Regions from separate parts of the Homo sapiens genome. Here all the other regions are linked to region 3. A link is a loop called in an ENCODE intact Hi-C map of the cell type or tissue named here. Cell type or tissue: IMR-90. All regions are shown on one strand.

Region 1 (4,000 bases), 74 kb after region 3:
AAGGGGTTGAGGCCTTTACAAAGCGGCCGACCTAATACAGGGGATTATGATATGCCTACAACATTTTTTTTTAAGGTAAGCAATTTTTTAAAAATGAGGTGTTGAAATTGGCCTCTTGGGAAGGCAGCAAGTCCCCAAAGATGGTGGTACTTAATCAGACGAGGGGAGTATTACAAGATGCAGCATATGGACTTGTATTCAGAAGACCCTGAGGTTACACTTATAGGGGGAAAGGGAGATTAATACATAATATGCTACAATGCCAGTTTATTAAGACGTGCAGGAAGTGTGTCATTTATTCATTTATTTATCCAATATTTATTTAATGCCTACTATGTGCCAGGCTAGTCATTGTGAATATAATAAGTAAAAACAAACCCAGTCCTTCTCCTTGTAGAGTTTATAATCTAAGAAGACAGTGACCAAACAATAAAAAAAAAACACTGTAAATTATAAACTAGGATAAGTTATCTAAAGGATGGCAGTTTACATTAAAATGTGCATGGATATAGAGATATTTCATTGGTCAAATCACCAGCACTTAGGTGGCAGAACTCATATTGGATTTGGAGAGTGACAGAGAGAGCAAGGCTAACTTAAACGTTCAGGTTTTTGTCTTAGACAACTGAACAGATGTAAATGGTCGGTAGATACTTAACCATCCTTGACACCAGCATACTTCAAACCCCATACATCTTTAAACCAGAATTTGCCCTTTACAACAAATAAGACACCAAGGAACATGCTCTGAAAGACTTTCTGAAATATGTGTGAAAGCAAAAGACACCTATACCATCAAGGGATAAAAGAGATTGGTCCATTATAAACACACAAAAAAGTTCTCCAACAGGAAATGGCCAAGTAAATAAAGATTGGTTGTTTATTAAAGCAAGAAGCAGAGCAAGTAGAAAAAAGAAATGCCGTGCCTATGATAAGGGAGGGATTCCTTATAACTCTGTGCAGATATTCACAGTTCTGTAAAGATTCTTGAGAAATCTCTGCATAAACTGAGAACTTCATGACAAAGGACATTAGATTTTTAGAATTTGAAAAAATAAACTCTTCTATACAACCCGGACTGGTCCACAGTGGATTTCACTTTAAATATATCAAACAGCTCCTGTAACTTGGCAAAGTTCTTGTACATCCGCTGCCTCTCTTACTCGTCCTCCCACCAATAATCCAATGAGATGTACAAAAGTCAACTTACCAGAAACAACACATGACAATTATTTAGCTCTTTATGGATTTCAAACATACTTTTCCATCTATTTTCTCTTTGAAATCTGTCCAAAAGTTGGCAGGAAAATAGCATTAACCTTGGTTCAGCTTTTGTCAGCAAATATGATTAAGCAGAAGGCCAGGGGTGGGCGATGGGGCGTAAGCACATGTGAACCACGGTCCACGCCCAAAAGTAGCAGCAGTAGCAATAGTAATGACAAAGGAAGAGCTAACAGCCACTGTTGTTTGAATACATGCCAGACATTCTCTTAAGTGCTTTACTGCCAAGGTCATTTTGACCACTCTTCTTGGTGCCTTATTTTCATAAGGTGCTCATGCTGGCTGGTGACCCAAGGGTTATTAACTTTCTGTGGATCGATCACATCTGTCTAGTTCTGTCTATAAGACAAAAACCTTGTCAGTTTTCCTTGATCTCATGCTCTCCCTCACCGTCCAATCCAATATGAATTTTATTACCTAAATCTGATTGATTTTCCAAACAAAATATCTCTGCGTTCATGACTGTTATTTTATTTAACCATCATACAGCCCCTTGAAGTTGGTGTTTTTCTTATCCCATTTTACAGCAGAGGAAACTGAGATTTGGAGGTTTAATAACTTGTCCGAGTCCACATGGCCAGTAAGTGATGGGACTTGGATTTGAATATAAACCCATTCAGAGTCCAAGTCTATCTTCTCAGTCTCCAGAGCTTAAGTTCTTGATAGTAATAGCTACCATTAGTTGATTACTTATCAGGTTTTAGGCACTGTGCTATGGGCTCTGCCTGTGTGATCTCATTTAATCTTCCCACACAACAACTTTATGCTCGTACTTCAGGTAGATACTATTGTTATCCCACTTTTATAGAGAGGAAACAGGGACTCAGAGAGGTTATGGAACCTGCCCAAGGTCACACTGCTCATGAGTGAGTTGACCTCAGCTATTTGATTCCAGATTCCAAGCAATTACTCAGGATACTGAACTGCTTTCCAAAATTGGGGTTCAGAAAAGTTAAGGGATTTGTAAAGGAGCATAGGTCAGGTAAATACGGACCAGGGCCAAGACCCAACTCTTCACATGGGATTATACTTGAGGCATGCAGTTATCTTATCCCTCTCTCCTCTGCAGATCAATCATACCCTCACCTTAAAGCCTCTTACCTCTAACATCAGCCTTACCCTGTGTAAGTCTCTTCCACTGCATCTAGTGATTTCCCATCAGCGATTCCCCAGTGCTGTGTCTACACCTCTGCCATGGCTACCACTGCCCGGGCCTCCCTACCCCCACACAGTCTCCAGTCCCTGAGCTGATCTGCTGTCTGCTACAGTTCAGACAGGCTGATTACCATACAGTCTTGGCTGCTAAGAACCACGAGAACCCTTCAAATCCACCAACTGCCATTGTGACTTCCTACCTTTTGAAACCAGACATTTCAAATGAGTAGGAGCCCCAGTCCCAGACAAATCCTGCCCATCCCCCTCACTGATAAATTTTACTCTATTGGCTGTATTGCATCCTTCCAGATGTTTTAAGTTAAGATTGGGAAAGCTGTGTTTTTACTGGATTGAATCACAGTGCTTGGCTGGCATTTTTTGGCCCTCCATACACCCCTTAGATTTATCAGCTAATTGCAGACACTTTGAGAGAATAATACAGCATGTGTTTATTATGACAACCCCTGTTAGTGTGCCTTTGTGGTTAAAGATCCACGGATGGTTCCTTTACCAATCCCTGGTTAAGGATCAGAGTTGGTTCAAAAAGGTTGGTTGAAACTCGGGTTGGGTAAAAATTTCATGTGTGTGTTTGGGGAATGGGAACAGGACTAGTCCAAAAGCTCTTTTTAAATTCTTGGACTGTTTTGAAGTCTTTAGTTTTGGATGATAAAATGATTTATTAGGAGATGTCAAATGCCTGAGGAATTTTATTTAAAACATCAAAAAACAGCTTTGTGTTGTTCTAATATCACTGTTTAATAAGTTTCTCCCTCTGGGCTACCTCTATTTCTCAAATGTGGGCTGTCTGGAGACTTGTGCCTGAGGACAAGTCAAAGGGGGTGGCTTCCTCCCTTGGTCATGGCAACCACTGGCTGAAGTACCCCATCAAACAGGAAGAGCCCAAGAGCAGCAAGTTCAGGGATTGGCAAATGGACAATCTTCACAATTCAGGCAGGGCTGTCTGGGATGAATCACTGTGCACCAGGATGCTAGCAAGTCCCAGTCCTAATACGGTGCTATATGCGCAAGAGACCGAAAAGACTAGATCAACCATAAGGCACTGGGGAAGCCAGCAGGGAAACACAGGTGCCCAGGATATATCCTTGGGGTCCTTGTTCCCAAGTTAGACTGACAATGAGTGGAAAACAGGAGCTCAGTGTTTTCCCCAGGTGCCCAGAGCAGGTGTGTGAGGACCGCTGACTCTAACAGAGATGGGCAAGGGACATGGGAGTCCGGAGCATTCCCTTCATGCTACAGTCAGGATAGACTTAGGGACCAGGGAGGAACTGAGGCTGCACCTGTGTCTGGGGTGGGTGGAGGTGGCTAGGTAAGCCAGAGGCTGAGGAAATGAGGCAGAAGCTGAAGGAACTAATTACTTCCAACTGCGGAGTCAGAAGGATGCTGCAAACAAATAGGGGAATCAAAGTATAAAAATGCCATGAAGTTCTACAGAGTGAAGGAAAAGTAGTCAGAAAATCTGAATTTTAGAATTGTCAAGAAGAAATGTTGCTTTTGGTGACATTCAGGTACATAGAGTTACCTAAAATACATGGTTGGGAGATAA
Region 2 (4,000 bases), 700 kb after region 3:
GAGACAGATGCATTTAGGTGATTTTCTTCAGCTCATCCTGCAGGACCAGCAGGTCCCTGTTTCTGAGGACCACATGCCCTTGAAGAAAGCTTTGCCCCTTTCCTCTCTGAAGATGGTCCTCCAACAATCGAGGGTGCCTGTGTACTCGAGGTCAGCTTCTTTGCCTCGACTGCATCTGCATCCCATCCACCTAGGCAGGCAGATCATTTGAGGCCAGGAGTTCGAAACCAGCCTGGTCAACATGGTGAAACCCTGTCTCTACTAAAAATACAAAAATCAGCCAAGAAGGGTCACACGTGCCTATAATCCCAGCTACCAAACTTAAAAAAAAAAACCTCTACTATATCTTCTGAATAATAATTTGAATATTATTTCTTTGTCTCTTAGGTCACTCATCAGCAAACATATATAGTGTGTCTGCCTTAGGTAAAGTAACTGACCAGGTTCAAAGATGCCTCTGATATGAACCAAATCACTGACCCTCGCAAAACATGTTGCTTTAAGAAATTGCCTTTGTATGAGAGTAATCCCTATAGGAGCATCTTAAGTTCCTTAAATTTTTTCCTCTCAATAAACCCAGTAGTAATTGTACCCTCCTGACAGTCTTCAGAGGGCAACAGAAATTACTTAGAGTTAAGAAATTAAAGTGAGTAAAGGATACAAATTATTTACAGGATAAGACTTTATGTGCAAAATACATCTATAAAGTTTACTTCGTCAAAGTCTGACCTGTTTGCTTAGCCTCTCTATTCTTCCCTCCATTTCCTCTTTCCATTCCCACCTTTCTTCTTAGTGCCAATATTTTCCTCAAACAAAGGCTTTTCTCATTAACTGCCTGCATTGCTTTGCCTCCAGCCCTCTGAGTCTGTGTTCTCTTTGGTCATTGTTTTCCATCAGCAGAAGCACAGACACGCTCTCTTCTAAGTATTCAAGGCATGCCTGACTTCCCAAGATGATCTTCCCAAGTCACTGAACGTAACATCAAGAACTTTTGCACATTTTAGAGTACATACACGGGAAGCCACATCCCAGAAATCTACATGGCAACCTCGCTAGGTAACTCTTAACTCTGAAACCCATTTCAGAAACACTGCCTGGAGTTCAAGGGCAGAGCTGGAATTATAGTTCAAAGCTTTGGGGTGGTCTGTTATGCAATTAACCAACTCACTTTGTTATTAATAGTATCACGAATCATTATGCAAGCCAGGTGTGCTTGTAAGGGAAGCACCAAGCACTGCTTCAACCATTTAATTATTTATGACACTTTCCCCCTTTTTAACTAAAGCATGCTTGCTGTATAAATTTTGACAAACAATAGGTAACTTAAACACCAGCCATAATCTTACCACATAGATGGTATCACTTATTATGGCAGCATGCACTTCCAGGCTTTTTTTTTTTTTTTTTTTTTTTGAGACAGAGTTTTGCTCTTGTTGCCCAGGCTGGAGTGCAATGGCGTGAACTCAGCTCACTGCAACCTCCACCTTCCAGGTTCAAGCGATTCTCCTGCCTCAGCCTCCCGAGTAGCTGGGATTACAGGCATGTGCCACCACGCCCGGCTAATTTTGTATTTTTAGTAGAGACAGGGTTTCACCATATTGGCCAGGCTGGTCTTGAACTCCTGACCTTGTGATCTGCCCACTTCGGCCTCCCAAAGTACTGGGATTACAGGTGTGAGCCACCATGCCCGGCCCACTTCCAGGCTTTTTAAATGCATTGCTGATATTATATGTAATTTTACTTTCTGCTTAAAATTATATTAAAAGTAGATTTCCATGTCTGTAAATTTTTTATATCATTAAATGGCTGTAAAATATCACCTTGAATCATAAAGAAATGAAGTTTTCCTTTTATTAGATTGTAACTTGTTTCCAATTTCATCACAATTGTAAGTAACATTGATATGGAAATCCTTATGCATGACTCTGTCTGTATTTCAGATTATTTCCATAGGCAAAATATATATCTGATACAGGTCTTGCATCCAGAATATATAAATAACTCTTACAAATCAATTATAAAAAGACAAATGAGTCAATTTTTCAATGGGTAAAAAAAAGTGAACAGATAATTTACCAAAGAAGATCTACTTAAGGCAAATAACCCCATGAAAATATACTCCACATTAGTCACCTGAGAAATACAAAGTAAAAGGACAATGAGGTAATACTACAAACACTACAGGCTAACATTTTTTAACTGGCAATACAAAGTGTTAGCAATGATATGGAGCAACTGGAATTCTCATACATTGCTGGTGGAAATGAAAATGATACAGCCCCTTTGGAAAACAGTTTATCCAGTGTTTTGTAAAGTTAAACTACACTTACTATACAACCCGGCAACTCTCCTCCTAGAAATAAAATACAATTCTACTCCTCAGAGAAGTGAAAATACATCCACACAAAAACCTGTATATGAATATTCAGAGCACTTAATTAATAATAGCCCAAACTGGCCAGGCGTGGTTGCTCACACCTGTAATCCCAGCACTTTGGGAGGCTGGGATGGGTGGGTCACTTGAGATCAGGAGTTTGAGACAAGCCTGGTCAACATGGTGAAACTCTGTCTCTATTAAAAATACAAAAATGAGCTGGGCATAGTGACACACACCTGTAATTCCAGCTACTTGGGAGGCTGAGGCGGGAGAACCGCTTGAACCCAGGAGGCAGAGGTTGCAATGAGCCGAGAAACAACCCAAATGTCCATCTACTGATGAATGGATAAACAAACAATTGTGATGTGTCTATTTAATGCAATATTTCTCAGCAGTAAAAATGAATAAGCTACCGATACATGTAACAGCATAGATAAATCTCAAAAGCAGTGTGCTAAGGACAGAAACCAGGCATCAAAGACTACCCACTGTATAAATCCATTTATATGATATTTTAGAAAAGGCAAAACTATAGTGATATTTCTAGTTTCCTGGGCTTGGGAGTGGAGGTAAGAACTTTTTGGAATGAAGGAAATGTTCTACACCTTGATCGTGGTGGTGGTTGTATGACTGTATACATTTGTCAAGAAGAATTAAACTGAACACTTAAGATGAGTGAGTTTGTAGTATGTACATTGTACCTCAATAAAGCCAATTAAGAAAATAAGAAATGGTTCTGATATATGGTTTTTTGGGTTTTGTTTGTTTGGGCAGCTGACCTAAAATAGAACCTGAAAACAGATTGGGGAATTCAGAAAGAGAAATAGGACTTGAAGGGTGTGGGGGATGGTGTCAGGACAATGATTTCTGGTTTTGGAAGTGTTAAGGAGGTTGAGTTAATGAGGGCACAGAGAGAGAAAAGAGACATAGAGAAATATGGGGCATGATGGGGGGGTCTCTACTGCAGCAAAAAGGAAAAAGGAGAGCAAGAAATTGAGAAAACAGTTTTTATACATAGGATTTTTGTATGTGTTGCCTATTTTGTCTCAATTTATTTTTATTTTTTTCTCTTCATTCTCTTGGTCTCTCCTTTTCCTGGGGGGTCTTAGACACCATGTGTAACTATTGCGTGCTTCCAAAGTTTTCCACTAAACAGACCACACACATACATACAGACACACCACACACAACCAAATGTTCCCCAACCCCACCCCACCACCACCACCACATACACACAAACACATACCCCTCACACTAAAATAAAACAACCAAAGGAGAAAATTGGAGGGTGGAAGCAAACCAAGAGACAGGAAGGTAAAATCTGGCCCCTGCCTTAAAGCGCATTAGTTAGGAGAGTTCACTCTCTTGGTCCTTTACATTCCGTGGGGAGAAGCAGTAGAAAATTACCGGGTTATTCACTCCGAGTCTAAGCAGCTGAATAGGAAAATAGCTTTAATAGCCCTATTAGGACCTGGGCCAAGGACTTTTTCTTTGGGTTTGTTGTGAATGATTAAAGGTTAACGGTGGCATTTTTCTTTCAGCCTAGGGGAGACAACCATCTCAGTAATGATCCTAATTGGATCCAACTGGGGAACTCCAGAAAGTTTCAGTAACAAATTTGCA
Region 3 (4,000 bases):
TTTGAGGAGAAAGAAGACATGGAAGAGGAAGACTTGGATGGTTAGGGTATTTTAATCTCCCTCCAATTATTTTTTTCCTGAGAGCAATAATTCCCAAAGTATGGGTTTAATACATTTTATCTATGAAACAACAGTTTCATGGTCAAGTAAGTCTGGGAAACACAGTTCAGCAATTTTTTTCCTACAGAAATTCTCAAGGCTTTAATATGATACTAGGCATATATTAGTTATCTTTTATTATATTTAAAATTGCCCCCAAACTTAGAGACTTAAAACACTAATAAAAATTCGCTTATTTCTGTGGATCAGGAATCAGGGAATGGCTTAGCTGGGTAGTTCTTGTTTGGGATCTCTCATGAGGTTGCAGTCAAGATGTCAGACAGGGCTGCAGTCAGCTGAAGGCTTCACAGGATGTCAGGAACCTATGTCCAAGATGGGTCACTCACAATGTTGGCAAAGTGGTGTTGGCTGCCAGCAGGGGTCTCAGTTCCTTACCACACGGACCCCTCCTTGGGGCTGCTTGTGTGTTCTCACGACATGGCAGTGGGCTCTCCTACAGTGAGTGATCCAAGAGAGAAGGGAAAAACCACAACATCTCTCATGGCCTATCCTCAGAAGCCACACACCATCTTCTTAATTACTCACAGGTCAGTCTCACCCAAGGTGGAAGGGGTGTGAATTCCAGGAGGTGAGAAACACTGGGTTCATTTTGGAGGCAGGTCAGTGCTACGCATGACAAATCTTCAAGGCTGATTTGACAACATGATTATTGGTTAGTGGAGCATTCCAAGACACTAAGATTCCATGGTACACATGTTGGGGGAAACCACCATGGACTGTCACATTGGGGTATAAGGGTCTGGGAGGCACACAAGTGGAGGGGAATATGTGTGTCTGGAGGAAGAATCCTGGGAAAACAGTACATGCATATGCACTGAGGGCTCCCAGAGCGGAAGACAATAGGAAGCTAGAACTGGGGTACCACTCGGAACTGGGGCTCAGAGGCTGATTCTCCAATTTAGAGAGGCTAGCACGGAACTTCCCTGCCAATTCCAAACTGCTTGGAGCGTCTCTACTCTTGTAAGCTGTTTACTTCCTCCATCCTAAATCAAAGATAGAGAGAAAATGTCAAAGTTCACAGGCTGAAAAGAAGAACTATTATCATAGAATCCCTAAAAGATGGAGATGGTGGCCATCTAGAAGGCTCAGCTGTTCCATGCCGGGAGCAGCCCTAAGTACCACACTCTGTGGGGTTGTTTGTGATGGTTTCAGACCGGACCCCAACAGTCTCTTTTATGGTCCAGACAGACTAAGACCATGTAAGGTCACTCTGATGACTCATACCACAAAGGTCCCGTTTTTCCCCTACTTCATCTGCACAATGGTTTGTTTGCAAAGGTCCTAGCCTGGGGAGCCGGAGTCACCGTGGTTGGAGGAAACAAATTCTCATCCAATGTTTAGTGACCTTATCAAAAGATGCAGGATAGGGAAGGAAAAGAAGGAATAGAAGGACTACAGAGAATGGAGAGGCGGTCACGGAAAAAGAAAGGGAAAGTGCGTGGGAAGAAGGAAGGAGTAAGAAAACACGCACAGCTCACATGAGAATGGTAAGGACAAGGAAATTTATACGCGAAGCCTGGAAGCGCCCCCGCCCCCGACGCACTCCCGCGGGTCCCACGCGTGCTTTCGCCGCCTTTGTCCACAAGGTGGCAGCCTTTGAACTTTCTTCCCCGTAAGAACGCGAAAGGGGGGCAGAGAGGAAGGAGAGAAGGCAAAGCACTGCCCCCACCAAGAACAATTTGAAACCCCCCCCCCCCCCCATCATATTTAAAATCTGGGACAAAGAACCGTCGGGACGGAACTCCTTCCATTGCAAAAGCTCGGCGCGGCCTCGGGAGCTGCCCGGCGGCCCCGGACCGAGGCAGCCCTCCCCTTTAAAAGAAGCGGAGGACAGGATTGGGATCCTTGAAACCCGAAACCCAGAAACAGCATCGGAGCGGAAACCAGAGGGGAAACCTTGAACTCCTCCAGACAATTGCTTCCGGGGAGTTGCGAGGGAGCGAGGGGGAATAAAGGACCCGCGAGGAAGGGCCCGCGGATGGCGCGTCCCTGAGGGTCGTGGCGAGTTCGCGGAGCGTGGGAAGGAGCGGACCCTGCTCTCCCCGGGCTGCGGGCCATGGCCACGGCGGAGCGGAGAGCCCTCGGCATCGGCTTCCAGTGGCTCTCTTTGGCCACTCTGGTGCTCATCTGCGCCGGGCAAGGGGGACGCAGGGAGGATGGGGGTCCAGCCTGCTACGGCGGATTTGACCTGTACTTCATTTTGGACAAGTAAGTGCCGCGAGTTGTCCCCCCCACCCCAGGCTAAGCGGGCGAAAACGCTTTCGCCCCGGGCCGGGCTCGTTGGCAGGGTCGCCTGGGGACAGGAGCGCATCTCCAGGGCCACAGAGGGACCGCGCGGCAGGCGGCGGCGGAGTGCTGCGCCTTTGTTGGGGCGCGCTCCTCCCAGCCTCGGCTCCAGAGCCCGCAGCCGAGGCGACGCCGCTTGCTCGGAAGGGGACAGACTTCTTTTCTGTCTTGCTTTCTGTGTCCCAGGAGCAGGCAAGGGGCTTGGAGGATGCTATTGTCTTGCTGAGTTTCTGTGACTCCCTCCCGTGTTGGTGGGAAAGGCTTGCTTACCAAAGGCAGAACTTGCAGGCACAGGCACTCCTAAAGTTAGAGGCTTGGGCATTTTAAAGCCAATCGTCGCATTTTGTTTTTGTTTTTGTTTTTTTGTTTTGTTTTGAAACGCTGTCCCACGGAAGGCATTATCTTTGCTCCTAATCATGTAATGCATACTTCTCACCGGGCACTGAGTGAGAATGAAAGGCAGGGTTTCTTAACCTTGGCACTTCTGAGATTGAAACCTGGTAATTCTTTGTGGTGGGGGCTGTCCTGCGCGTTGTAGGATGTTTAGCAGCATCCTTGGCCTCTGCCCACTGGATGCCAGTAACATCCCCCGCCCCCCACTCCTTCCTTATTAGTGGTGACAACTAAAAATGCCTCCAGACATTGCCAAATGTCCCTCCCCTTCGACTTGAGTACCCCAGATGTAGTGAATTCAAGCTCTTGGCCATTTGACTGGTGGGCTACCAGGGAGGTGCAGGAGCCCTGGTTTCCTTGCAAAAAGTGGTTAGGCTTTAGGATTTGCTCAAGGGAGAGCTGAATTCTGACCAATGAAGCACTTCCCAAATCCGCATAAGTTTGCCAAGCCACAGTCACCCAAGGAAGCTTCATGCTATCTGCTGAAAACCAGCTTCAACGATAAAAAGCCCCTCACAGAAGATCCGTGCTCATTAAAACTGAGTGAGCTCTCCAGTGCCAGGAGAGGCGCTTTGCTGTTACAGTGGTGGGGAGATGGATTTCACAGACTGGAAAGTATTTAGGAGTTGGAAAAAGAGTCCTGCAAAATAAGCTGGCTAGCTAGACACCAAATGTGCTTTGCAGTTGCCCCTGGAGTTTGATTTTTCCGTAAAGGCTGTTTTGAACTCCAGATTCTTTGGATGAAAAGTGAGATTTCTTTTCTGCAGATTTATGAGAAGGTGGATACTGAAAATATGCTCCAGTGCTAAGGAATGGAATTTCTTTTGTTACTTCTAGTGGCTGGAAGCATCAGCTCACAGACTTAGAGACAGTGCATGAAAACAGTCGGAGGTGCTCCTCCTCCGTGCTTTTTTAAAAAGCCAATTCAGAATGATATTCAGGAAAATCTAAAAAAAAAAAAAAAGGGGGACAGAATCACCATGTCTCTGAATGGATGACTGTAGAGATACTATAGAGATATGGATACTGTAGAGATAACCAGTTTTCCCCAAATTAATTTAGAAATTGAATTCAACTTTTCAGTCAAAGTTCTGAAAGAGTTTGTTTTGATGATAAGAATTTAACAAAATGATTCTAGGCTTATCTTAGCAAAAAAAAAAAAAACAGGTAAAAAGAGCTGAAACATTTTTGGAAAAGAATA

The links. A loop is a pair of places that touch in the nucleus more often than their neighbours do. Peaks named below come from ENCODE experiments on the same cell type or tissue, not always from the same donor. Only the 100,000 strongest peaks of a DNase experiment are listed, where the experiment ranks them.
Region 1: it touches region 3 in a loop (4-fold over the local background); 3 of 110 quality-filtered maps call a loop at or near these places.
Region 2: it touches region 3 in a loop (23-fold over the local background); 7 of 110 quality-filtered maps call a loop at or near these places.

Annotation. Positions count from the first base shown.
Region 1 is chr2:69,085,277-69,089,276 of GRCh38, forward strand. All of the region lies in intron 8 of ANTXR1 (ANTXR cell adhesion molecule 1), which reads left to right. Among named protein-coding and RNA genes, the nearest start is that of MIR3126, 16 kb to the right of the region's middle. In IMR-90, no CTCF peak of the experiment used is centred here; no DNase peak of the experiment used is centred here; H3K27ac peaks cover 1,327 bases.
Region 2 is chr2:69,708,592-69,712,591 of GRCh38, forward strand. It overlaps a transcript of ANXA4 not described here. Among named protein-coding and RNA genes, the nearest start is that of ANXA4, 32 kb to the right of the region's middle. In IMR-90, no CTCF peak of the experiment used is centred here; no DNase peak of the experiment used is centred here.
Region 3 is chr2:69,011,324-69,015,323 of GRCh38, forward strand. ANTXR1 (ANTXR cell adhesion molecule 1) reads left to right here and starts at 1,856. Exons shown (of 18, transcript NM_032208.3): 1 at 1,856-2,328. The coding sequence starts at 2,177. In IMR-90, a CTCF peak has its summit at 1,691 (motif pointing right); DNase peaks (open chromatin) are centred at 1,738 and 1,988; H3K4me3 peaks cover 2,341 bases; H3K27ac peaks cover 2,357 bases.